Regions from separate parts of the Homo sapiens genome. Here regions 2, 3, 4 and 5 are each linked to region 1. A link is an interaction called in ENCODE POLR2A ChIA-PET data of the cell type or tissue named here. Cell type or tissue: CD4-positive, alpha-beta T cell. All regions are shown on one strand. Links, peaks and the distances in the headings refer to the core of each region. The heading gives the core; the rest is flanking DNA. Region 1 has its middle 86 kb from the start of CD53. Region 2 holds the start of LRIF1 (ligand dependent nuclear receptor interacting factor 1). Region 3 has its middle 29 kb from the start of KCNA3. Region 4 has its middle 29 kb from the start of KCNA2. Region 5 has its middle 33 kb from the start of CD53.

Evidence for each region. ChIA-PET counts read pairs that join two places held together with the same protein. Peaks named below come from ENCODE experiments on the same cell type or tissue, not always from the same donor. Only the 100,000 strongest peaks of a DNase experiment are listed, where the experiment ranks them.
Region 2: POLR2A ChIA-PET joins it to region 1 with 40 read pairs; 9 of 35 experiments call an interaction of 5 or more read pairs at or near these places.
Region 3: POLR2A ChIA-PET joins it to region 1 with 10 read pairs; 4 of 35 experiments call an interaction of 5 or more read pairs at or near these places.
Region 4: POLR2A ChIA-PET joins it to region 1 with 14 read pairs; 6 of 35 experiments call an interaction of 5 or more read pairs at or near these places.
Region 5: POLR2A ChIA-PET joins it to region 1 with 14 read pairs; 3 of 35 experiments call an interaction of 5 or more read pairs at or near these places.

Annotation. Positions count from the first base shown.
Region 1 is chr1:110,785,426-110,789,425 of GRCh38, reverse strand. No RefSeq gene overlaps it. Among named protein-coding and RNA genes, the nearest start is that of CD53, 86 kb to the left of the region's middle. RefSeq lists an enhancer at 1,533-1,872. In CD4-positive, alpha-beta T cell, for the core only: no CTCF peak of the experiment used is centred there; DNase peaks (open chromatin) are centred at 1,615 and 2,065; H3K4me3 peaks cover 1,543 bases; H3K27ac peaks cover 2,616 bases.
Region 2 is chr1:110,962,391-110,966,390 of GRCh38, reverse strand. LRIF1 (ligand dependent nuclear receptor interacting factor 1) reads left to right here and starts at 2,469. Exons shown (of 4, transcript NM_018372.4): 1 at 2,469-2,770. The coding sequence starts at 2,703. RefSeq lists enhancers at 2,601-2,810, 2,345-2,881. In CD4-positive, alpha-beta T cell, for the core only: no CTCF peak of the experiment used is centred there; DNase peaks (open chromatin) are centred at 2,330 and 3,080; H3K4me3 peaks cover 2,053 bases; H3K27ac peaks cover 2,019 bases.
Region 3 is chr1:110,642,762-110,649,216 of GRCh38, reverse strand. No RefSeq gene overlaps it. Among named protein-coding and RNA genes, the nearest start is that of KCNA3, 29 kb to the left of the region's middle. In CD4-positive, alpha-beta T cell, for the core only: no CTCF peak of the experiment used is centred there; DNase peaks (open chromatin) are centred at 1,706, 3,046 and 5,146; H3K4me3 peaks cover 702 bases; H3K27ac peaks cover 1,341 bases.
Region 4 is chr1:110,632,925-110,636,924 of GRCh38, reverse strand. No RefSeq gene overlaps it. Among named protein-coding and RNA genes, the nearest start is that of KCNA2, 29 kb to the right of the region's middle. RefSeq lists an enhancer at 2,003-2,192. In CD4-positive, alpha-beta T cell, for the core only: no CTCF peak of the experiment used is centred there; DNase peaks (open chromatin) are centred at 584 and 1,974; H3K27ac peaks cover 3,910 bases.
Region 5 is chr1:110,903,125-110,909,404 of GRCh38, reverse strand. It overlaps a transcript of LRIF1 not described here. Among named protein-coding and RNA genes, the nearest start is that of CD53, 33 kb to the right of the region's middle. In CD4-positive, alpha-beta T cell, for the core only: no CTCF peak of the experiment used is centred there; no DNase peak of the experiment used is centred there.

The sequences.
Region 1 (4,000 bases), core at 1-4,000:
GGAGTTTAAGCCATTTATATATTTAAGGTTATAACTGATTGGTAAGACCTGCTGTCATTTTGTTAATTGTTTTCTAGTTGTTTCGTATATCTGTTGTCCCTTTCTCCCTCTCTTATTGTTTAATCATTGCAGTTTGGTAGTTTTCTGTAGTAATAAGGCTTATTTCTTCTCTGTTTTTCATTTGTGTGTCTATTAGTGATTTTATACTTTCGCATGTCTTCGTAATGATGATTATCATTTTTCACTTCCAGATATAGGAGTCCCTTGAGTATGTCTCATAAGATCAGTCTGGTGGTAATGAATTTCCTTTGTTTTTGCTTGTCTGGGAAAGACTTTATTTCTTTTTCCTTTTTTTTCTTTTTTTGAGATGAGGTCTCGCTATGTTGTTTAGGCTGATCTGAACTCCTAGGCTCAATCAATCTTCCCAACTCATCCTCCTGAGTAGTTGAGACTGCAGGCATATGTCACCAAATCTGGCTCTCCCTTATTTCTGAAGAATAGCTTTACTGGGTATAGTATTCTTGGCTGCCTTTTTTTTCTTCTTTCAGTACTTTGAATATGTCATTCCATTCTCTCCTGGCCTGTAAGATTTCTGAGGATAAATCTGCTGTTAGTCTAATGGGGATTCTTTATACGTGACTTGATGTTTTCTTTTGTTATTTTTAAAATTCTTTCTTTGTGGGTGCTTGAAGTCCTCCTACTTTCAATTTTCCCACAGAGTCTCATGAACTTATTGTGGCATCTGGGTCTTGAGGTGCAGGTTCACTGTTTATGGCAGGGTTGGATGTAATTTGCCTGCAGAGCCAGGATCTGTGACTCTGAGGAAACCCCTAGAAGCTTGGACCCAGAGAGTTTGGTTTTAGCTGTGAGTCTACCCCTGTGTGGAGGGTATATCCAACTCCAGGGAAGAAAAGGAGCTCTGGAGTTTAGGGTACAGAGAGCAAGGTATATCTGCAATTTGGGAACCTGGTCCAATGGAGCTCAGTGGAAACTTGGGTCCCTGGGGATGAGACAACATGTAGTGGTGACTCCGGGATGGCGGACTCAGTAGTATCCCAGACTCTGTGAGGCTAGGTGCAGCAGCAAGTTTTCATAGTGGTCAAACACATCTGTCGTTTGGGCCCTGGGGGTCAGGGGAGCAGCACAGTGACGATTGCATTCCCTGGAGAGAGGGCTTTCTTGGCAGCTCAGACTCCAGGAGACTAGTCTAATGCCAGGAAAGCAAGGTATTAGAGTAGGTTAGCCTGTAGGGTAGAGTGTCTCAGCTCAGTCACTGCCATGTTTCCCTGGAACATGGGGTACTACGTCAGCTCAGCCCTGAGCTGCTCAGGTTCCAGGGCACCAATTCCCCAGGGGTTTGTGTGCCACTTCAGCTCAGGCTCAGGCATAGAGGGTGGCTGTTCTGGGCTGCCAGGCACTATTTCCCTGAGACGTGGGGCTCTGCCAAGGCACTGTTTCCTCAAGAGGCAGCACATAGTTTCAGTTCAGGACCTTAGGGGCAGGGCACAGCCATAACCGAGAGAAGTAGATGGGGCTATTCTGCTAAAGCACTGTTTTCTTAGGAGGAAGTGTGCAGCTTCAGCTCCAGCTGAAGGGGGAGAGAGGAGGTGTAGGTGGTGCTGTTCAGCCCCATGGGCAAAGGTGTAACAGTTCCTTGAAGCTTGGCTTTGGGATGTTAGGCCACTGGGCAGGGATGGATCAAAGGTGGTTTAGCCTCAGGGATGGACAAGAGCCATGGCTACTCTCCCTTGGAGCAAGACACTCCAGCAGTAGTTCCAGTTCCGAAATGGGGTAAGACAGTAGCTATGCAGGCCACAGGGGATGGGGCCTAGTGGCAGCTCCTTCTCTGGGGGGAACACAGATTTGCAGACTCCAGGCAGCTCCCTCAGCTGGACTTAGTGCATGTGAGGACTTCAGGGGGACCCCAGTGATGAGAAGTGTAGGTGTCCAAAGAGTTGATGGCAGTTACTGGGATCCTCTTGTCTACCTTTGCACCATAAAAAGAGGTTCCTCCTGGTTTCTAGCTGATTCTGGTTGGGAGGTGGGGTGGTGAAGACCAGGTGTTTCCTTTTGCTCTCTGTGTGGTCAACCTCAGTTTCCGTGTTCACTGGGGTTTCTATTACTCCTTTGCCATACTCAGCCACTCTTCTTTAGTTGTTTTTATTAAAACATGATTGTTTGTGTGTTATTTGGCTATCTTTGTTGGAAAAATGAGCGCTAGAAGCTTTTAGTTGGCCATCCTGCTGACATCATTCTCCTCCAATTCTCTCTTGATCAGTCTACAAACCCATCTATTTAATTCTAAATTTGATTAGCTATATTTTTCATTTCTAAAATTTAGATTTGTTTCTTTTTCGATTTACTGACTCCTTTCCTACAATGTCCTCCTCTTGCTTTGTGAAGTTACCTTTCTCTTTCTCTTTGAGCTTATCTGACTTAAAGACTCTCCTTTTTTATTTTCTACTAACTGCAGCTGTTTGTATGTGCACTCTACCACTCCCTCTCTAATCAGTTTGTTTCCTTATGTGACTTGCAATATTTTTAAATCATGAGCTCCTCTTGAAAGAGAGTTGTTTTCCATGGAAGACCCTCAGGTCCTGGTACCTGGGAACAATCTTGTGGGGCAGTTTCAAATTCCTTTGCTGCGATTCTGTGAATTTCACTGGTTCCAGAGGAATTTTACAATGTATCTTGACTCTAGATTTCTATACTTGTGTGGTGTGCAATTTAGAGATCATGTATGCTGAACCAGCTTGAGGGGTTAATTTCCTTGCATTAATTTTTTCTATCTTCTCATGAGCCTATCAAGCTGCTTTGTGGTATCTCTGAGCTGTGAAACAGAGGAATTTCATAGTTTCCTTCATAAACCAGTAACTTCCAACTGTATATGGCTGGTTCATTTCCAGCTCTTTAACATGCAGAGGCCCTGGGTCTCATCAACCATCTCTCTGTTGCCATTAAAATCTCATCACCCTGACATCGAGTACCCTGAATGTACTCAACTTTGGCTCCATGCTCCCTTAAGTTTTGTGATCCTTCTTTATTTCTGGCACCTGAGAATGTTGCCTTCTTTCTTTACACAAGGCTCATATTTTAGGTAAAATTTTATTCTTAATTACTTTATCTGTTTTTGTGAAAAGGGAATTATACATGTCAATGCAAATCACTCTATTGTACACAAATTCCAGATATACCTTTACAAAATGCAAAACTTATCATATTGTTCTCCTACTTAATATTCTCAATGTTGTTTCATTGGCCTTAAGATAAAGTCCAAAGTCCCTTACCTAGGAAATAGTAGAGCAAAGCAGCTTAGAGCATGGCTTCAAGAGTTAGGATGATCTCAGTTTGTATCCATGTATGATTTCTCAACTATGTGACTTTGGACTAGTTAATGTCTTAGCCAGTTTTGTCATCTGTAAAACAGAGATAATTCTAGCACCTACTTCATACAGTCACTGTAAACTCTAAATGAGACAAGGTTGTGATCAGTCTGCAAGAGTGGAATGAACTTCCACTCCAAATTTGGTTCAGATTGATGATGCCAAACATGCACCAAAGGGTACGAAATGGTCCATGACTCATATAATAAGGCTTTCTGGGGAGAGCAGAGCAGGTCCAAGCAGGCCCAAAAATGGCTTGAGAAAGCAGGAAAAAGATACGTGGCTTGGCTTTATTGTGGTTTGGTATGAGGGTTCAGACTTGTAATTAAAGACAACACACATAAAACACACAGCATGGTGCCCACCATCATAGGCAATAAATGTTGGTTATCACAATAATATTGTTATCATGATTTAGAAGAATTTTCATGACCTTTGTAATGTCATTTTTCCCTATTACCCTCCTCATTCTACCCTCCAGCCATACTTCAGTTTTCTTGGATTCTTCAAGATAACATGGTCTCAGTGTCTATCATCTTGGTTTCTTTATCTGCAAGAACTTCCATTCCACCCTTTTACTTAGCTAGTTCTCAATCTCTCTTTAGGTTTTAACTTAA
Region 2 (4,000 bases), core at 1-4,000, 180 kb before region 1:
TTTTTTTTTATTTCTCCAGGTGTCAGCCGTCTGTACTAGTTCAACATCTTGATTAGAATCAAGGATTTTGGCTGGGCACAGTAGCTCATGCCTGTAATCCCAGCACGTTTGGAGGCCAAGGCAGACAGATCATTTGCGGTCAGGAGTTAGACACCAGCCTAGCCAACATGGTGAAACCCTGTCTCTATTAAAAATACAAAAAATGAGCCAGGCGTGGTAGTGCGCACCTGTAATCCCAGCTACTCGGGAGACTGAGGCACGAGAATCGCTTGAATCCAGGAGATGGAGATTGCAGTGAGCTGAAATCACGCCACTGTACTCCAGTCTGGGGTGACAGAGTGAGACCCTGTCTAAAAAAGAAAAAGAAAAAAAGAAAAGAAAAAAGAAAAAGAAAAAAAGGAAAAGAATCAAGGATTTTGATCCTTATCATAAGAGCAATGGGGAAACTGATTTTTTTTTTTAATGCAGTGAGATGACACCATCAGATTTGTGTTTCCATATGGTATCTCTGGCTGCAGCATTTACAGGAATACAAGAGTGGATATGAGGCTCACGCCTGTAATCCCATCACTTTGGGAGGCTGAGGCGGGGAGATCAGGAGGTCAGGAGATCGAGTCCATCCTGGCTAACACAGTGAAACCCCATCTCTAATTAAAATACAAAAAATTAGCTGGGTGTGGTGGCGGGCGCCTGTAGTCCCAGCTACTCAGGAGGCTGAGGCAGGAGAATGGCGTGAACCCAGGAGGCGGAGCTTGCAGTGAGCTGAGATTGCCCACTGCACTCCAGCCTGGGTGACAGAGTGAGACTCCCTCTAAAAAAATAAATAAATAAAAAAGGAGTGGATATGAGGGTATCCGTTAAAGCTTTACTAGACCAAGTAAGCTTGCTCTACAGTAGTAGTAATAGAAATATAAAGCAGACTTGTAAGATATTTAGAAGATAAAATCTGCAAAAGTTGGTGAATTGTATATTTTGGAATAAAAAAAGGAAAGTGTTAAGGATGACACTGGGATTTAGGCAACTTTAATGGAAGGAAGTTATTTCTTTCTTTCTTTCTGAGATAGCACTGATAAAAGAAAACGTGTAGTGGGGGGAAGAGAAGCAAGTCATAAGTGTGGTTTTGAACATGTTTCATTTGAAGGGGCTTTTAAAATAGCAAAAAGGATATCTCAACAATTCACTTGAACATCCAGGTATAGATCTCAGAGAAATCAGAACTGGGAACATAAATTTATGAGTCACACGGCAGCATAATGCAGTAGTACATGGTGTGTTTAGCCAGACAACCTGGATTTGGAGCCTGGCTCCATCACTCACAAGCTCTATGACCTCTAAAAATTTGTTCACCCTCTCTGAGCATCAGTTACTTCATCTGCATATAATAATTATTTTATTAGCTGTTAGGAGTAAATTAATTTTGTAAAACACTTAAATCAGTGCCAAGGACATACATGTGTTTGGTGGTAAAATAATGGGTGGAGGTGGTAATTCAATCCAGGAGCATGAATAAAACCACGAATCGAGACAAGACAGTTTGAAAACATAAGAGAATCAGTGATCAAGCTGAAAGGAACTCCCTTGAAAAGGGAGATATCTTCAAAAGAGATTGAGAAGGTGTAGACAAAAAGGTAGGAGCAAAACCAGGAAAGTATATTGCCAATGGCGTCAAGATGAGGGACTAATTAATAGTGCTGCGAGGAAAAATTCTCAAATAGTGTGAGATAAAGAGCATCAACTGCAATGGACAGCTGAATAAATGATTTAATGAATACAATGGATGTTCTGATGCAACTCCCAGATCTCCCTTCAGAAATAAAGGTCTATATGACAATAAGTGATAGTTTCGATGAACGTAGGCTGGAGGAAAGAGTTAAGTAAGTCTAGAGGCAAAGCTTCAGGAAAGAGGAGTAAATGGGAAACCTTCAGAGAAGCAGCAACAATAATCGCTGGCCACAGGCAGGCGTTTTAAGTTTTCTCAGGCCAGAAGTGCATGACTCCAAAAAAGCGCGCCGATGTCTTTTAATGCACTGACGGGAGAGAAAAACGTACGCTAGCGGCGAGCACAGAAGCAGAAAATTTATGATTGACCCCGGAAACATTTTATTTTGCGTAGGTGTCGGGAGAGCTTTCTTTTGCGATTTGTTCCTTGATCCGGAAGAAAAGATAGCAAATATCACTTGCCATTGGATTGCATCATAAGGGTTGGGCTTTAGCGAGCCAGTCACCTTGGCAACCGGACGTGACGACCCCGGAAGACGCCCGACCGAGCTTTGCTCCAGCTATCGGCTTCAGTGGGCGGGGCGGCAGAGCCAGACTGACGCAGTCTTCAGCACTGACCAGGCTCTGTTGGGGGTGGTGCCACCAAGGCCACGCCCCCTGCGCCTGCTCCGGCGGAGTCTGGAGAGTTGTCGTAGGCTCTGAGGGCGGAGACTCACGCCGATTCTCTCTCAGCGTAGGGCTGTGAGGGCGCAGTCCACCGCCAGGAGCCTTCCGGTTTCTGCGCGGTGCGCGACCTCGTCCCGAAGCCTGGGGATACACCCTCTCGAGAGCCCGCTGTCGCCCTCCGTTAAGGTCGAACCCCTCACAGTTGCTGTGGGCAACTCCAGCCCAACATTCCCTCGCTCTGGTTCTCGCCCCATTGGGAAACTCGGCCCCACGCTTCCCACTTTTCTGGATGAGGTGTCCCCTTTCTCCCCACTAAAATGTCAAATAACCTACGGAGGGTCTTCCTGAAACCCGCAGAGGAAAATTCAGGCAACGCCTCGCGTTGGTAAGTACCGGTTTCGAATCCTCCCCACGGCTGCCCCTCTGTCCGTCTTAGGGATGTGGAGTCGGCCGTCGTTTCCGGACGCTGTGTAGTTGAGAGGAGTTGGAGCCCGCAGAGTGCGCCACCCAGGCGGGAAGCGCTTGTCTCCGCGGCGCTTAAAGCCCATAGAGCGCTTTCCTCTGGGAAATGTAAAACCTCTTTAGAGCCTGACACAGCGGCTCCGCGGGACCCCAGCGTCTCAAGTTTAATAGGCGGACCGAGTAGATCTCCACGGGAGATGAAAACCAAGATGGCCGACGCTCTTATGTGACTCAAACCTTCTGGAAGATTCTCACGCACACGCAGAAACGCAGCAGTCAGCACGGATTAGCAAGTGCAGCCCTGGTGGCGCTGGACCTTCAGTGAAAATAGATTTTAATAGTGAGACAGAAAGGGTGTGTGATTGAAGAAAAAGGGCTTTAGAATGAGGAGATCGAATATTTAAAATTTCAAGTAATAGTTTTATGTGAAGAGAGAGAAGTAAGACTGGAGAAATCCTCGTGTAAAGTCAGTCCTTTTGAACAGCCTTTTTGAAGTAGGGTGTAATGAAGTGCCATTTCATTGGCTATTTATATTTGGCATGAGGAGAGTCCAGTATTTCTAAGGAAGATATTCTTGTAAAGTTAGAAAATAGATGATCAGTAACTTAGTTTTTGGGTTTTTTTTTTTAAATTGTATTACAAGGAAATGAATTGGAAACAATGTTAGCTAAAGCAGAATATTTTCACTTGTACTCTCACATGGTTAGTAGATTAAGTGATGAGGAAAAAATAGGGTCTGCAGACTCTAATAAGAAAATGAAGAACTAAGATGCAAAACTCATGGAAGAGGATTTTCGTTTGAAGAAAATCAAGCTACCTGGGGTTAATCTCAACTTTGCTAGTTAGCATTTGTGAGGCCAGGTACCTGTTTCCAGTCTGTAAATAATAGCACTTAGAAATATTTTAAAGATTAGGAGAATGAAATAATGTAAAATACGTCGTGTAGGAAAATAGTAAAGCACAATTTAAATGTTAACTATTACTATTATAAGCATACAACTTTAATTCTGTACAGATTTTAGCCCAGCAGGTAGTTTTCTTTAATTGCAAGTAGAAAACTCCATTGCAATAAAGACCGTAAGTAATGGTGAGTCCTTAAAAGCAATATTATAAAAGGAAATGGTCACTAATAGTAATGAGCCAAAATTCTGTT
Region 3 (6,455 bases), core at 1,209-5,208, 140 kb after region 1:
GGTGAAGTAGTAACTAAGCCTAGCAGAGAAGCAAGGAGAAGAATGAAACACAAAGCAAAACAATCACACTGCCCCAGTGAAAGATCAAAAGTAGCTACAGACTGTTTTCCAACACATGGGAGGCCCAACTCTACTCCCTGTCACTGGGTTCTATGAGATTCTTCTAAACCCTCCAACAAGCCATGATTGCATTAGCCAGCTTGATGGAGTCTTCTGACCCACACAGACAACTTATCTTTTGTGTACCAATCTCTTTGCCATAAATATCCTTTTGGATGGTCTCGAAACTATTCATGATACCTCAAACCCAACATGTCCAAGACAGAACAACTCATTTCCCACACTCAGCAATGTCATCCCAACTGTATTTCTTGTCTTTGGTAATCAAACCACCTCTCCTTAATGCTACTGTTTGGAAATCTGGGGACCAACTAATCTCAAACTTCTCCCTCACTCTTCACAGCTATTAAATTCTTGATGCAACTTTAGCTGCCTTCTTCACCTCTGAATTATTTTTGTATCTTATGATTTCTTGCCTATGTTACTAGAGTAGTCTTGTGAATTTTTCATACTGCAGACGAAGTGATCTCTGAGTCACAAATATGCTAATAACTCTCACAGCTAAAGTACTTCAATGACTCCTCCTTTATCCTTTTAGAATAAAGCCTAAACCTTTTAGTATGACATCCAAGGACCTTCACGGTCCAGCTTCTGTCTACCTTTCTAATTTCATCAATTATCACTCTCCAGTATGTCCTCCCTGCTCCAGTCACCCTGAATTACTGTGAATCCCTTATATACAGTATGCCCCCCCATATACCTTCACATTTGCTGATCTCTCTGCCCAGAAATATCATCACAACTTTATTTTTCTTCCCCACTTCACTCACCCACATTGTTCTTCTACTCAGCTGGATGATAGCTACTTATCTTCCAAGACTTACATTTTCTCCAGGAAGATTTCAGTTAAGTATCTATCTGATATTTTATATCAAGAGCCCTCCATCAAAGAACTTGACACAAAATATAACCATCTACTCTTTTGTTTCTTTTATAAAACTGTGAGTAACTTGAGAGCTGACTCTGTGTCCTTGTAATCTCTGTATTCACAGCGCTTGGTATATAGCGGATGCTCAATAAACATTTGTTGAATAAATAAGACACTGAGAAGATGTAACTTCTATCCTCAAATATCTCATAGAAATAGTGGGAAATGAGAACACCTATGATTATGGAACAGTGACAAGTTCTATACCAGGTAGGCTCAGGGAACTATGAGAAAGAAGGAAGATAAAATTAACTTAGCTCAGGGGCCTTCAGGAAATAAGAGAGGGATTTAGGCTTGATGACTAAGTAGGAAGGACTAAGCGAGGCCAATGAGATGGGGAAGGGTTTCTAGCTCCTTGTAGCCGGTGCCGGTCTACTTATCTTTTATAAGTTGCAAGAAATGTTGCACATTGATATACCACTGTTAAGAGGCTCTCAACACTAGATTGGTAAAACAAATGCAGTCTGAGGAAACTAGCTAATTGTCTCAGCAGTGGAAAACCCTTAAAAACGTTTCAAACTATTGCAGCACTTAAAACTATTTTGGGTTCAACATGACCTCAAATATGTCTCTCTCTTGGAAATTTTCCCTCTTAATTTTGAAACATGAGTAGTGTTGAGAAAATTAATCTGTACTTTCTAGTCAACCACACTTACCTCATCCAGTTGCCGTTTTAGAAGTGTTGTTTATTATTCCAGGAAACTTCAAGGTCCTTATTGTAAGCTTTTTGACTTAGAAACAGGAAATCAGATTTTATCTCAAGTGTAATTTTAAACCACAGTATTTAAACATTTCCAGTAGTTTCCAGACTTCATCAGAGGGCTACTTCAATCTCCAACCCTCTGAAGTATTCCACTCAGATAAGAACTCCTGTGTTTAAACTGTACTGGATTTGCCCATTTATATCTCTGTAGATCCCGGTCAGAATGTCTTCCAGTTCAAAAACATACACACATTCTCTCATTCTTACGGAATCTACTGGAAATTAACATACACAAGGCTGTGGGCATCAAACTTTAGATCATTATAATCATCAAGAACAATTGACTAACTTAGAGTAAGATTTTCATTGCTGATAATTCTAGGCAAAATTCTTACCAAAACTGAAAACATGAATTTTCCTAACTGCATTAATAGATAAAAATGTCAATTATTGGAAAGCAAACCACTAACTCCAAAGGTTGCAAATGGTCTCAATCCTTATTCATCATAATTCCTTTAGGTCTATTAAGGAGAAATTTAGGGAGCTAAAGAGTAAGATATAATTAATGTAACTTGGTGTTGGTGATTTATTCAGTGACAAATTATAAGGCTGCTACTATAACATGCTCCCATGAGCTTAAAAGGAACAAAGCTCTTCTGTTTTAAGGATAGGTTATGATAGCAATTCTCAGATAATTCTCATTTCATCTTTTCCCACTGGTTATCTGTCAACTGAGGAGCCTTTAATCTGGAATCCTATTGTGTAGTTGCTATTTGAAAAGTCTTTTAACATCTCCATGACCCCTAATGCTGCAGAAAAGCTTTGCATTTTGAAAGTGTATTCTTGTCCATCTTAGCCACACTCTCCCATCTCCCATCTGAGTTGTTACTGGTTGATTGAATTGGCATCTGCAAAGGCTGAAGGTGCCACTAAAAGGGCAATTCCCCCTCCACTGATGTCAACATATCTTGATCTGTGGGTCTTTTTGAGAGATGATACAGACCTTGCTTAATAATCTAATAGAAGTGACAATTTTTCAGTACTAGCCTAGAGATAATCCTGCCTGCAAAAAGAAGATGGATTACACGAATAGAAGTCTAAATCCAATTGTGATGGCCTTTCTAATAAAATGAGCATATACAGATGTCCTACCATGCTCTTTGAGTCATGGCTAATCCAGAATTTAAAGAGGAAGTCTACTTCACATTTCTTTCTCTAATTTCACATATTTCTTCACAGTTTGCCCAGTCCTCCAAAGAGAAGCTCACAGTCACTGAGATTTTTAAATCACATGACTCGTAATTGTGAGTCACTGGCTGATTAAGCCTATAAAGTAGCTAAACCTCTCATCTTCTAACATGAGCCTTTAATTCCTCCATTCGGAAGTGAGACTGCAGCTGTTGTATATCACCATTATTGTTAGTTCTTAAAAACATGTCAAAGGTTTTGTTTTGCTTTGTTTAAAAAAAAAGACTTAAATAAGATATTGACAGACATTTAGAGAGGGAAGCAATGCTTTCAAACAGGAGTTAAAATTTCAAGTTAATGTTTTAATAATTACGTCTTCTTTTGGCTCAGTTTCACTTGGATCTTAGTCCCACAATCATGTCTTCAAAATATTCTGAATAAATCACCACCCAAAAAAAAAAGCCTTAACTCTCATTCAGGAAAATGATGAGTTTTACTGGGTTCTAAAAATGTTTCAAGAACAAAATTAAGTGAGTAATCACATTTGACTTATAAAGCAAGAGTAGAGCCTGAATACAATGCAGTCAGGCACCTCTGAGCTTTCTGGCCAAAATAATAAAAATAAAAATAAAAAAAGTATATAGCCTTTCCTGACTTCTCTTGTTAAAATCTCAGAAAAAAGAAGTCTTCTGGCTTCCACTGGTGATTCTTAACCTCATTCTCTCATGAGGGCCCAGTTCTATTAGTATTGGGTAATTCCAATTGGGTAATAACTAAGAAATTGGAGAGCCCCTTCCACTCAACCCACACCTTTGTTTAAAAAGTGTCTTTAGGAAGAGCTGGCCCCAAAAACCTTAAACCTTGCTACTCAATGGTCCTCAGGGACCAGCAGCAGCAGCAGCATCTAAGAGCTTGATAGAAATGTAGAATCTCAGGCTCCACCCCCAACTCACTGAATTAGAATCTGAAGTGTAATAAACTTCCCAGGTGATTTATATGCACATGAAAGTTTAAGTAGCACTACTACCAGATCATTACTGTGTAACCTCACTCAGAGATTTTCCACCTGTGAGCCCTTTGAATGAATAAACAATGTAAGTTCAAATTAAGCTAAAATAATCTGCCTTGCTCCTATATAAAATTTGTTTTTAGAAAGTCCCAAAACATGATAAAGAATGAATATTTTCATTATTGAACACTAAGAATTTAAAAGCTACTCCTTCATTCTACTCTTCAATGTAGTCTAAATGTTTCATTCCATACAAAATAACCCCTCCTAACCTCCTCCACCGGGCCTATCCCTCAACAGCTATAAAACCTTGGTAAAACCTCACATTTGGAATAGTCTTCATGGATGTTAATAAGCTACTAAAATAATAATTCAAATGCCTATAACAAATGACGACAGACACTCTTTTAAGTCCTTGTCTATATTAATTTATTGGATCCTTAAAACAACCCTAAAAGATCAGTTCTATGTTTGTTTTTGTTTTTGAGACAGAATCTTGCTCTGTCACCCAGGCTCTTACTCTATCACCCAGGCTGGAGTGCAATGGAGCAATCTCAACTCACTGTACTCTCCGCCTCCCAGGCTCAAGCAATTCTCCTGCCTCAGCCTCCCAAGTAGCTGGGATTACAGGGACACGCCACTGCGCCCAGCTAAATTTTTTTGTATTTTTAGTAGAGATGGGGTTTCACCATGTTGCCCAGGCTGGTCTTGGACTCCTGACCTCAAGTGATCCACCCGCCTCAGCCTCCCAAAGTGCCCGGAATGCCATATTCAACATTTATATGGTATATTTTACAAGGATGGGGTTTCAGCCCTGTCAACTGAGGTTCTTCATATATGCAGGCCAAGCCCTTCATACATCTTAAACAATATCCTAAAGAACACATATGTCTCCCAAAGTGATTGCTCTGGAGGGCTTCCTCACTTCCTCACTGGAAAGCCATGTTTTAGTTATTAGTATTCTGGTCAGACAGAAAACCTCCCTTGCAGAGCTGCAGTGGAGGGGAATGCAGCTTTGTGCACTATAAATAGTAATTTTATTAAAATGTAGAAAAATTGTTGAGAAAGGAAAAAGAGGTGGGGGCAGAGGGTTGCCATGGCAACTCGACCATTCCTTCAGTTTTGAAAGCGTGGGGAAGACTACAGAATAGTAAATAAAGAAGAGGAAATAGAGGAAGTCGGAATGGCACATGATCACAAACGGAATGAGACAGCTCAGACAGCCTAGTCTCAAACTGAGTGCTGAGCTAAGAGGCAGAGGGTGGGCCTCCCAAGGGAAGAGGGGATGCCTTTCTTCAGAGAGCAAGAAGACTGGCAGAGTGAAATCTTTGTCATCAGCTTTACCTCATGGCTCAGCCACAGAGGCCACCAAACAACACAGCCCCCAACAAATGATTTATGGATAAATGAATATGGAAGCAAGAATCCTCCTGGTAGCCTCCCAAGAACTCCCTCCCTGCCCCCACCTCCATACATATTTTTAGATATTGGTTCTAGAATCTCCATTCTTCATCCCACTCCTCACTCCTGAATGTTGATTGACTCCAGGCAGATCGAGAAAGATCAGGACACACCAGAAATCCACCCATTTACAAGACATTAGATTAATTCACATGCTACAAATTCAAAATATATTATTAAAGGAAACTAGGATAAAAGGATAACCTTAATTCAGCACTTTACAGGTTACTGATCATTACACATTATCCCATGGGATGCATGGAACAGCCCCGGCAATCTGGGATTACTCCACCTTACAGTAGCCCAGGAAACTCTGTGCACAATTCAGACTGAAACAGAGCAACTAATATCTCCTGCATGCAAGAATTTTCCATCTCTCCTGGAGAATGGAATTACTATTGAAGGTTTAGAGGACTTTCAGTCTGTCTTGATCACACATTGTGACAGCTTAAACAATGCACTATCCCCATTAACACTTCAGTATTTGGGGGTGGGGGGTGAGGTGGGGTGGGAGGTGAGGGAGGAGGTGAGAGAGATCCATGTAAATACACATAAGCAGTTCTATGTCATTTCTGTTAATGGAGGGTAGATAAAGAAAAGATCATCCAGGAGTCATGTTTAAGGACTTTGTAATGCATCAAATATATTGGATTGTGTGGAGGCTACTCGCAGACATTTGGGGTAATTTTTAAAGCTTTAAAGGGATAGGAAGAGAAGCTAGTTAAAGAGAAAGCAGGCTGGGATTTAAAAATGTCCCATAGAACCTACAGATTACCGTGCCAGAGCAGCAACCATATTGCCTACATCTGGGAAACAGTGTTGACTCTAGTTCCCTCCCCCAGCTGGACAAACCTCATGCACAGGGCAGAGCTCAAGAACGCTCACATCATGGCTGATGGGATGGGCATTGCCAGAGAGAGAGCAGCTTCACTGGGCAGAGTCAGGGCCTCCTCAGACTGGGAGAAAATGAAAAATGAGATCAAAGGTTCTGGGTGAGGTTCTGGGTGAGGTTCTGGTGATCCACTTGATCACCAGATCCAGGGACG
Region 4 (4,000 bases), core at 1-4,000, 150 kb after region 1:
CTGCCTGCCTTGGTCTCCCAAAGCACTGGGATTACAGACATGAGCTACCACACCTGGCCTCAAATTTGATTTTAATGAGCATCAAGAGAAGCTCTACACCAACACCTTTGACTTGGTCATTGGGAAGGGCCCAAGGAGTACTGCTGCATGGCCCACTTATTTCAGAGTTCTTGGTGGCTGTCCCTCCTCTGTAGTCCTGGCTACCACCAGGTCATGCAGCCCCTCTGCAGGCCCAGCATTGGTGATAGAGCTCCCAAGGCTACCTCCTCCACTGTTGGACAGCATTTCACCAGCTAAGAGTTGGTGAGCGCTCATGGTGTGCTTCCCTCCTTGCCAGCCATTTTCCAGGAGTTCTTTAACTCATGGTAAGTATTATTATTATTCTCATATTCAGATAAGGAAACTGTGGCTTAGAGAAATTGACTCCTTTCTTTAAGGTCACAATAACTTAAAATTGGCAAAGCCAGGTTACAAACCCTGGGTTCTTAACTAGAAAAGGGTTGCAAACTACAATACCTGCAGACACCTGGGAATCAGCGAAACTGTGCAAATGTAAGAAAGGTGGAGGAAGTAGCACTTGTGAAAAACCACAGTGCATCTGCTTTATTCAGAAGAGGCAGCTGCCACCCACGTACCATTTATTGTTACATGAGAGAGTAGGAACTTGGGTGATCAGATCCTCCGATTTTTAAAAAGAGGCTATCCATATAGATTTGTAAGCATAATCTCCCAATTTGTGCTGATGACTGATGCAAGTTTTTTAAATCCCAGGGCAGAGCAGGCCAACACCAAGTGGGTTGCAGACCCACATCTGTGAGCAGGATTCAGGGTGGTGCCCATTGTGACTCTACTCTAGAGTCCAAGATCTTAACCATTAGACTTTACTGTCTTAAAATATCAGCTAGCTTTATCTCTGGTGAGTCACAATTTTTCTTCCTATTATCTCCATCTATTGGCCTCAGTTCTGTCATCTAGAGCAACAGGGATTCAAAAAACACTAGCCTCCTATGCCCTTTTCTAGGCTAAACATCCCCAGCCCCATAAGCATCCCCATTTTGGCTTGGTTGCAGGACCTTTACCATGCAGGCCCCATGATTCTAGGCACGCTCCAGACACACTCCCACCAGCTCACAGGACTCCCCACATCCACTGTGGAACTAAGTCCTACCCATCATGTCTGGTCTGTGTCAAGCAGAGCAAAGCAGGCTTCTAGCCCACTAGGACTCATCTGAGACTAGAACCCAAAGTCACCTGGCCTCCTTGGCAGCTAAGAATTTGCCTTAGTTTAATTGAAGAGATACTGACCCCCCAAACCCAGTGGGAGGCTTCTTGGCCTCTGCAGTGATTGTCAATTTGTGGGAAGTGACATCCCAAACACCAGCACTTTCCCATCATTGTCCTGATGGTCCACCCCTATCCTTGCAGGGACTGTTCCAGGGTCAGCCCTTTAACACCCATGGTTTTCAGGCCCACACCTGACCGATCTTCCCTTCTGAGAAGACAGCCATGACACCAAGAATCCCTCTTCTTATAAAACAAATCTCAAGCTCCTTCCAGTATCTCTGTCTCAATGTTGAGAGATTTTCCCACGATTCATCAGACCCACTCTAAGATTCACCCCCATTTCCTGATTCTCACTGTCCAGAAAATGCCATGTGCCAGACTATGAACCTGGCTGTAGCCACCTGTGGATCAGAAAAAAAAAAAAAAAAAGGGCGATGAGTCAAAGTAAGGATCCAGAGGGTCAGAGAAGTATCCCTGGTGGCTTAGCCAAAACCTCCACACCCAACAGCTATGGGCTTCACCATCTGAGTACCTCTTTTGATTCCAGTCCCACTCTCAACTTCCCTCATGAAATGAAGAACTGCAAATACGGTAACCTGCTATGGAAACTGAGAAAAGCAAAGCAGCCTATCTTTTATTCTCGCTCTGCCTTCTGGTCCTTCCCCGGGGCCACTGGGGCTGGAGCTGAGCCGAGCAGCTGGGTTTTCCCCTGAGCAGTGACTCACAGATGTAGTTTCTCTGGCACAAATCTTCAGAACAGTCCCAGCTGGGAAGTCTTCCTGGTGGCCAAGTGATCCCTCACAGCTGCCAGCCTGGCAACAAGGGATCCCAGCTGGTGCTAAGTGATGAAGAACAGGCCTGGGCTTTGTTCCTCAGCTAAAGAACCTGTCTGTTCCACTCACTGGATCCCAGATGTAATTCATCATCAAGGTCACTGAGGAGCACCCAAGCCCTTGGCCCATCAATACCACTTTAGTAAAGTCAGATTTCTGAGAGGCGTCACAACTACCACTAAAGAGCATCAGCTCATTGCCAAGTGCATTACAGAGGTCCTGGCACTACCCATGTTCCTGCCAAGTGCTTAGGCATTAAAATTGACTGGGGCAAGCAGAAGGGACACACTGCCAAGGATACACCCTCCAGTACAGGAAGGCAACAGGCTCACGCAGTGTCAGGGCTAGGCAAGATCATGATTTTTCACAGTTTTAGGCAGCAGAATCCTCTTTCCAAACAAAATCTCATGCAGAAGTCTAGAATTCTGGCAGATTCAAGGGTAGCTGCTCAGCTGGAGACCAAGGTGGGGCCAGGAACTGATCCCCTGCAGATTCCCTGTAATCTTCCCACCCCCCAGCTCTGCAACACCACCCAGGTACCTTTAGCCTCTTTCACTGAATCGCTGGGGTCCACCTGACAAGGCTGAAAACTTGCCACTCTGGTCAGCCTCTTGGCATTCAGAGGGGGAAACTGAGGCTGGTAGAATATGACATGCATTTCCCAAGGTCACATGGTGAATATGTACTACAAATTCAGGAGAATAAAAAGTCTTGTCAACCAAGCTTTTAGTGAACCAGAACATCTGTACAGACCGGCAGTCCATAAGGGTTGGAAGAGTAAGTGATTACAGACATAAAGTTAATTTTTATTTTGTCTCAGCCACTTTTTTGCTGCCTGTCCTCAGGCAAGTCACCCAAGTCCAGCTGGCCTAGGGCTGGATTACATCCAGTGGCCTTTTGAGGCATCCCCTGCTCATCTTTCATTATCTAGAACACGACAAGACCCCCTCTCAGAGCTGCCCACCCATTCCCTCCTCAGCCATCAAAGGCCTTGGCACCTGGCTCCCAGGCTTCCCCTCAAATTCAGTTATCACCCTGACATCCAGAATCCTGGGGACCAAAACCTTTGACCTTTTCCTCTCCAGGCTCCTACACCCTGACTCTGCTTGGGGACCCCACTCAAGGCCACATCCTGAACTTTGACGGGACTTGCACTCCTTGGGAATTTTAAACTCAAACATCCCACTCTCACCTCTCTGCCTTCAAGTTTCTTGCTTCTGAATCCCATATGCATGGTCTCTGGCATGTTTTTGATACCTTCCACCCTTGAGCACTGTCTTCTCTCCCCAGCCTATCAGTGTCCTGCTGTCAGCACTCCCACCAGTCCAGTAGCCCAGAACCCTTAGGCATTGCTTTAAGTACTTTCTTGCAAGATTTCCAACTCCAGCAACCCCCTTCCTGCTCCCTCACCAGCACAGTCCCACCCTGCATCAATAACATGGTGGCCTTTTCACTCCTTTACCCAGTCTAGGGGTCCCAATAGGGAAAATCCCATAGCCACAAGGAGAGGAAGTACTGCCACGTCCTTCCTTTTCACCAGGATCTGGGCAGAGTTCGGTCTGTCTTAGTGAAGACCTTTCAGTTCCAGGTGCCTGAGGACCCTAACCTCAGCCAGCCTCTGTACTCTCAGCCAAAGCCAATCCCAATCCATTCTCACCTCCTACCATCAAAGAAGTGTCCCAGGTCTGGGCCAGGCGAGGTGGCTGACACCTGTAATCCCAGCACTTTGGGAGGCCGAGGCAGGTGGCTCACCTGAGGTCAGGAGTCCAAGACCAGCCCGGCCAACATGGTGAAACCCCATCTCTACTAAAAATACAAAAATTAGTCTGGCATGATGGTGGGCTCCTGTAATCCCAGCTGCTTGGGAGGCTGAGATAGGAGAA
Region 5 (6,280 bases), core at 2,281-6,280, 120 kb before region 1:
TTAGCCCATTTACATTCAAAGTTAATATTAATATGTGAGAATTTTATTCTGCCATTATGTTGTTGGCTGGTTGTTATGTAGACTTGATTGTATAGTTCCTTTATAATGGCAGTAAGCTCTATGTATTTAAGTGTGTTTTTGTGGTGACAGGTATTAGGCTTTCATTTCCATGTTTAGCCCTCCCTTAAGGACCTCTTGTAAGGCAGGTCTGGTGGTAACAAATTTTCTTAACATTTGCTTGCCTGAAATGGATTTTATTTCTCATTTGCTTATGAAGCTTAGTTTGGCTAGATACGAAGTTCTTGATTGGATTTTTTTTTCTTTAATGATGCTTAATATAGGCCCCCAACCTTTTCTGGCCTGTAAGGTTTCTGCTAAGAGGTCCACTGTTAGCCCTTGTACATGACCTGCCCCTTCTCTCTAGCTGCCTTTAAGATTTTTTCTTTCACATTGACTTTGGGGAATCTGATGACAATGTGGCTTGGGGATGGTCATCTTGCATAATATCTTACAGGGGTTCTCTGAATTTCCTGAACTTGTGCGTTGACGTCTCTAGAGATGTTGGGAAAATTTTCGTGGACAATATCCTTAAATATGTTTCCAAAGTTACTTGCTCTCTCTCAATCTCTTTCAAGAATCCAATGAGTTTGGTCTCTTTTACATAATTCCATATTTCTTAGAGGTTTTGTTCATTTTCTTAAAATTATTTTTTTTTATTTTTATCTGCTTGTATTGATTCAAAAGAATGGTCTTTGAGTTCTGAGATTCTTTCCTTAGCTTGGTCTATTCTGATATTAATGCTTCCAATTACATTATGAAGTTCCTGTGCTAATTTTTCATTTCAGAAGTTCAGTTTGGTTCTCTCTTAAAATGAATATGTCCTCTCTCAACTCTTGAACCATTTTACTGTTTTCTGTGGATTGAGTTTCAACCTTCTGTATCTCAATGAGCTTCCTTGACATTGAGATTCTGAATTCTATGTTATTTCAGTCATTTCAGTCTGGTTGAGAACCATGGCTGGGGAGCTAGTGTGATCATTTGGAGGTATGAAGACACTCTTGCTTTCAGAGTTGCTGGAGTTATTGCACTCGCACTTTCTCACCTGTGTAGGCTGATGTTCCTTTAATCTTTAAAGTTATTGTCTTTTGAATGGGGCTTTTTGCTTTTATATTCTTCACCATCATGCCCAGACTCCCCAAAGCTTTCTATATTTGTCTTTTACATCTAAATATTTAATTCACTTGAAATTGATTTACGAATTGCTGTGATGTGAGATAGGAATCAAAACTTGTTCTTTTTATATAGAATTTCTGTTTTCCCAGGAACATTTGTTGAAAAGACCCTTCTTTTATCATCTCTCTGAAAGGTCACCGTGATATAAATCAAACATATTAGCATTTTGAAATATAAACAAGTTGGGCACTAGTTAAAGCAGTAAAGGCAAATTGTATTCAGTAATAACTATTGCAATAGGGGAGAGAACCACATGTCATCTTAGTTCAACTCTGTTGAAACAAAAGGCAAGAGATTTTTTAACATCTAGAGTATGCTAATGGTAAGGTGCTGAAGGATGTTAAAGTGGGTTGGTGTGTGTGAGTGGGCCATCTGGGTTTACTAACTGGCACTTAACTGGAAAAGAAAAAAACTTCTCAAAACTTTTTTTGTGTGTGTGAGATGGAGTTTCACTCTGTCACCCAGGCTGGAGTGCCGTGGTGCAATCTCGGCTCACTGCAACCTCTGCATCCCGGATTCAAGCAATTCTCTGCTTCAGCCTCCTGAGTAGCTGGAATTACAGGTGTGTACCACCAAGCCCAGCTAATTTTTTTTGTATTTTTAGTGGAGAGGGGGTTTCACCATCTTGGCCAGGCTGGTCTTGAACTCCTGACCTCGGCCTCCCAAAGTGCTGGGATTACAGGCGTGAGCCACCGCGCCTGGCTCAAATCTTAATCACAGGAGGCAGTGGTGGAAGTTGGAGCAAGATGCCCACCAAAATTAAGTCCTTATCCTCCCACAGAGACTGACAGTAAGTTATCTACCTTAATGTTTGCATTTCTAAAATCTCTGAGAAGAAAATTCTGGTAGAACATTTACATCTCAAAGGGTAGCAAAAAATATATAATTGCAAGCCTTCTAAAGTCAATGTTTTAAGAGGAGGTTCAGGGATCTACTTACGTATCACCAGGTTTTGGCTGGAACAAACAGGAAATTATCCCATCATTTTTGAGCTTTCTTAAAGCTCAAAAGGGGGATTTGGCTATTTTTCAAGACACGACCTTAGGCTGCTAGAAGCCATGCTAGAGTATGGTCAGGTCTCTTAGTGCAGGGGTTTGGACTGAGTTGTTATATGCTGAGAGTTCTTTTGTACTTCTCAGCATGGGGCCTCTTTAAGAACTCTAATATATTCTACTGGTCTGTTTAACCTGTCCCTGAAACAACATAAACTATTATAATTTCCATACTATTGTAATAACCTTAAAATATGTATCAATATTTTTAAAGTAAGTTCTCCAACTTGGTGTTTTTTCTTCAAGAGCATCCCAGTTGTTTTGACCTTTTGTATTTACATGTAAATTTTAGAATCAGCTTGTTCAAGTTCCATTAAAAAAGTTTGTTGGGATTTTTTTTTGAGACTGCATTGAATCTATAGCCCAATTTGGAAAGAATGGACATATATAAAATATTGAGTCTTCCTATTAGTGAGTATGATAGTTTCCTGTGGGTATACATCTTCAGGATATAGCTCTCTTCTTTAGAATTCCAATCAAATTAGAATATTTTCTGTGTAAAGGTCTTGTACATCTTTTTCAGGTTTATTTATTTATTTTTTTGATGCGATCATAAATGTTCTCTGTCTCTCTTTTGAGACAGGATCTCACCCTGTCACCCAGGCTGGAGTGCAGTGGTATAATCGTGGCTCACTGCAGCCTTGAACTTCTGGGCTCAAGTGATCTTCCTGCCTCACCTTCCTGAAGAGCTGGGACTACAGGCATGAGCCACCACGTTTGGCTTTTAATTTTTCTTTGGTAGATATGGGGTCTCGCTATGTTGACTAGGCTGGTTTCAAATGCCTGGCCTCAAGCAATCCTCTGCTTCAACCTCTCAAAGTGCTGGCATTATAGGCATGAGCCACCATGTCTGTTGTCTCTTTTTTATTTTATGTTTCTGGTAAGTAGAAATACAGTTGGCTTTAGTATATTGATTTTATACCCAATAACATTGCCAAAATCTCTTATTAATTCTTACAGTTTATCTGTAAATGTTTACATTTTATCTAGTTGTTTTGTGGTCTTCTCTTCCTTCTTTCTTTCTTGTCTTCCTTTAGTGAAGATTTTTCTCTGATGATATGATTTAGTTTCTTGCTTTTTATTCCTTGTGCATCCATCATATGTTTTTGCATGAGACTTGCAAATACTATCTTATATCCCATTATTTTAACCTGATAACAACTTAACACTCTCTGCATTTAAAAAAAGCAAAAAGAAAACTAATAAAACCTCTATGCCTTAACTTCATCCTTCTGCTCTTTAACTTTTTGTTGTTTTTACTTATATCTTATTGTACTGTCTATGTCTTAAAAGTTATTGTAGTTATTATTTTTGATTTATTATTTAGTCTTCCTACTTAGGATAAGAGTAGTTTATACACCACAGTTACAGTGTTATAATATTCTCTGTCTTTTTGTGTACTTACTATTACCAGTGAGCTTTGTATCTTCATATGATTACTTATTGCTCATTAACATCCCTTTCTTTCTGTTTGAAGTACTCCCTTTAGCATTTCTTGTAGGACAGAACTGGTGTTGATGAAATCCCTCAGCTTTTGTTTGTCTGGGAAAGTCTTTATTTTGCCTTCATTTTTGAAGGATATTTTTGCTGGTTATACTATTCTAGGGTAGGTTTTTCTCCTTCAGCACTTTAAATATGTCATGCCACTCTCTCGGCCTGTAAGGTTTCCACCGAGAAGTCTGCTACCAGATGTATTGGAGCTCCATTGTATGTTATTTGTTTCTTTTCTCTTGCTGCTTTTGGAGTCCTTTCTTTGTCCTTGATCTTTGGGAGTCTGCTTATTAAATGCCTTGAGGTAGTCTTCTTTGGATTAAGTCAGCTTGGTGCTCTATAACCTTCTTATACTTGGTTATTGATATCTTTCTCTAGGTTTGGGGAATTCTCTGATATTATCCCCTTGAATAAACTTTCTACTTCTATCTCTTTCTCTACCTCCTCTTTAAGGCCAATAACTCTTAAATTTGCCCTTCTGAGGTTATTTTCTAGATCCTGCAGACATGCTTCCTTGTTTTTTATTCTTTTTTTAAATCTCCTCTGACTGTATTTTCAAATAGCCTGTCTTCAAGCTCACTAATTCTTTCTTCTTCCTGATCAGTTCTGCTACTAAAAGATTCTGAAGCATTCTTTAATATGCCAATTGCATTTTTCAGCTCCAGAATTTGATTCTTTTTAATTATTTTAATCTCTTCATTAAATTTATCTGATAGAATTCCTAATTCCTTCTCTGTGTTACCCTGAATTTGTGTTTCCTGAAAACAGTTATTTTGAATTCTGTCTGAAAGCTTGCATATCTCTGTTTCCCCAGGATTGGCCCCTGCTGCCTTCTTTAGTTTTTTTGGTGAGGTCATGTTTTCCTGGATGGTGTTGATTCTAATAGATGTCCTTTAGTGTCCGAGCATAGAAGAGTTAGGTATTTATTGTTGTCTTCACTGTCTGGGCTTGTTTGTACTTGTCCTTTTTGGGAAGGCTTTTCAGATATTCAAAAGGACTTGAGTGTTGTAATCTAAGCTGTATCTGCTTTAGGGGCACCTCGAGCTCAGTAATACTGTGGTTCTTATGGACTCATAGAAGTACTACTTTGATGGTCTTGGATAAAATTGGGGAGAATTCCCTGGATTACCAGGCAGAGAATCTTGTTCTCTTCCCTCACTTTCTCCTAAACTAAGGGATTCTCTCTCTCTTTCTGTTCTGAGCCATCTAAACCTGGGGATGGAGTGACACAAGCACGCCTGTGTCACTCTATGACCACCACTATGACTGTGCTGGGTCATACCTCAAGCCAGCACAGCACTGAGTCTTGCCCAAGGCCTGCTGTAACCACTCCCTGACTACTGCCTATGTTCACTTAATGCCCTGGGGCTCTACAATCACAGATGGCAAAGCCAACCAGGCCTGCGTCCTTCTCTTCAGAGTGCCAAGTCCCTCTAGACCCTGGGTGGTTCCAGAGGTGCTGTCTGGGAGTCAGGGACTAGAGTGGAAAACCTTAGAACTCTAGCTGATATTCTATTGTACTGTGGCTGAGCTGGCATTCAAACCATAAGACTCAGTTTTCCCCACTCTTCCCTCCCCTTTCCAAAGGAGAGGAGCCTCACCCTGTAGCCACTACCACCACAAGCCATAGGGAGTACTGCCAGACTACTGCTAATGTTCCTTTAAGGTCCAAGTACTCATAAGTCAGCTTGTGGTGAATGCTGCCTGTCTTGGGACTCACCCTTCAGGGCAGTGGGCTCCCTTCTGGCCCAGGGCAGGTCCAGAGATGCCGTTCAAGAGTTGAGTCCTGGAATCAGGGACCTCAGGAGCCTACTTGGTGCTCTATTCCCCTGTGCCCATGCTGGTACTTAAGGTGCAAGACAAAGTCTCCTTTACTTTTCCCTCCGCTTTTCTCAAGTAGAAGGAGTTTCAGCCAATAGCCACCACAGCTAGCCATGTGCTGAATCTCATCTGAAACAAGCAAGTCTCAGAGGGTCACCCAAAGCCCTGGACATAGTAACTTGGTTTCACTGCTGGTTATTCAGAGCCTAGGGGCTTTTCACTTAGCAGGTGATGAATGTTGCCAGGACTGGGTTCTTCCCTTCAAGGCAATGGATTCCCTTCTGGCCCAGAGGTTGTCTAGAAATGCTATCCAAGAGCTAGGGCCTGAAACAGGGACCTTACAACTCTGACCGGTGTCCTATCTGCTGTGGCTGACCTGGTATCCAAGATGCAAAACAAGTCCTCCTCTCTCTTCCCTCCCCTCTCCTTAAGCAGAAGGAAGGTGTCTCTTTCGAAGCTGTGAGCTGTGCAGCCTGGGGTTAGGGGAAGGGTGATGCCAGCACTCTCTTAGCCACCCCAGCTGGTGTCTTAGTAGGTCACATGCCCCTCCCAGTCCACTGTCTCTGGGCCTGGTTCAATGCTAGGACTTACCTAAGATTTGCAATCCTTATGGCCTAGACTGCCTTCCAAGTTTACTTAGAAACACATAGCACTGTAGCTGTTGGTGATGAGGTTTGCAGGAA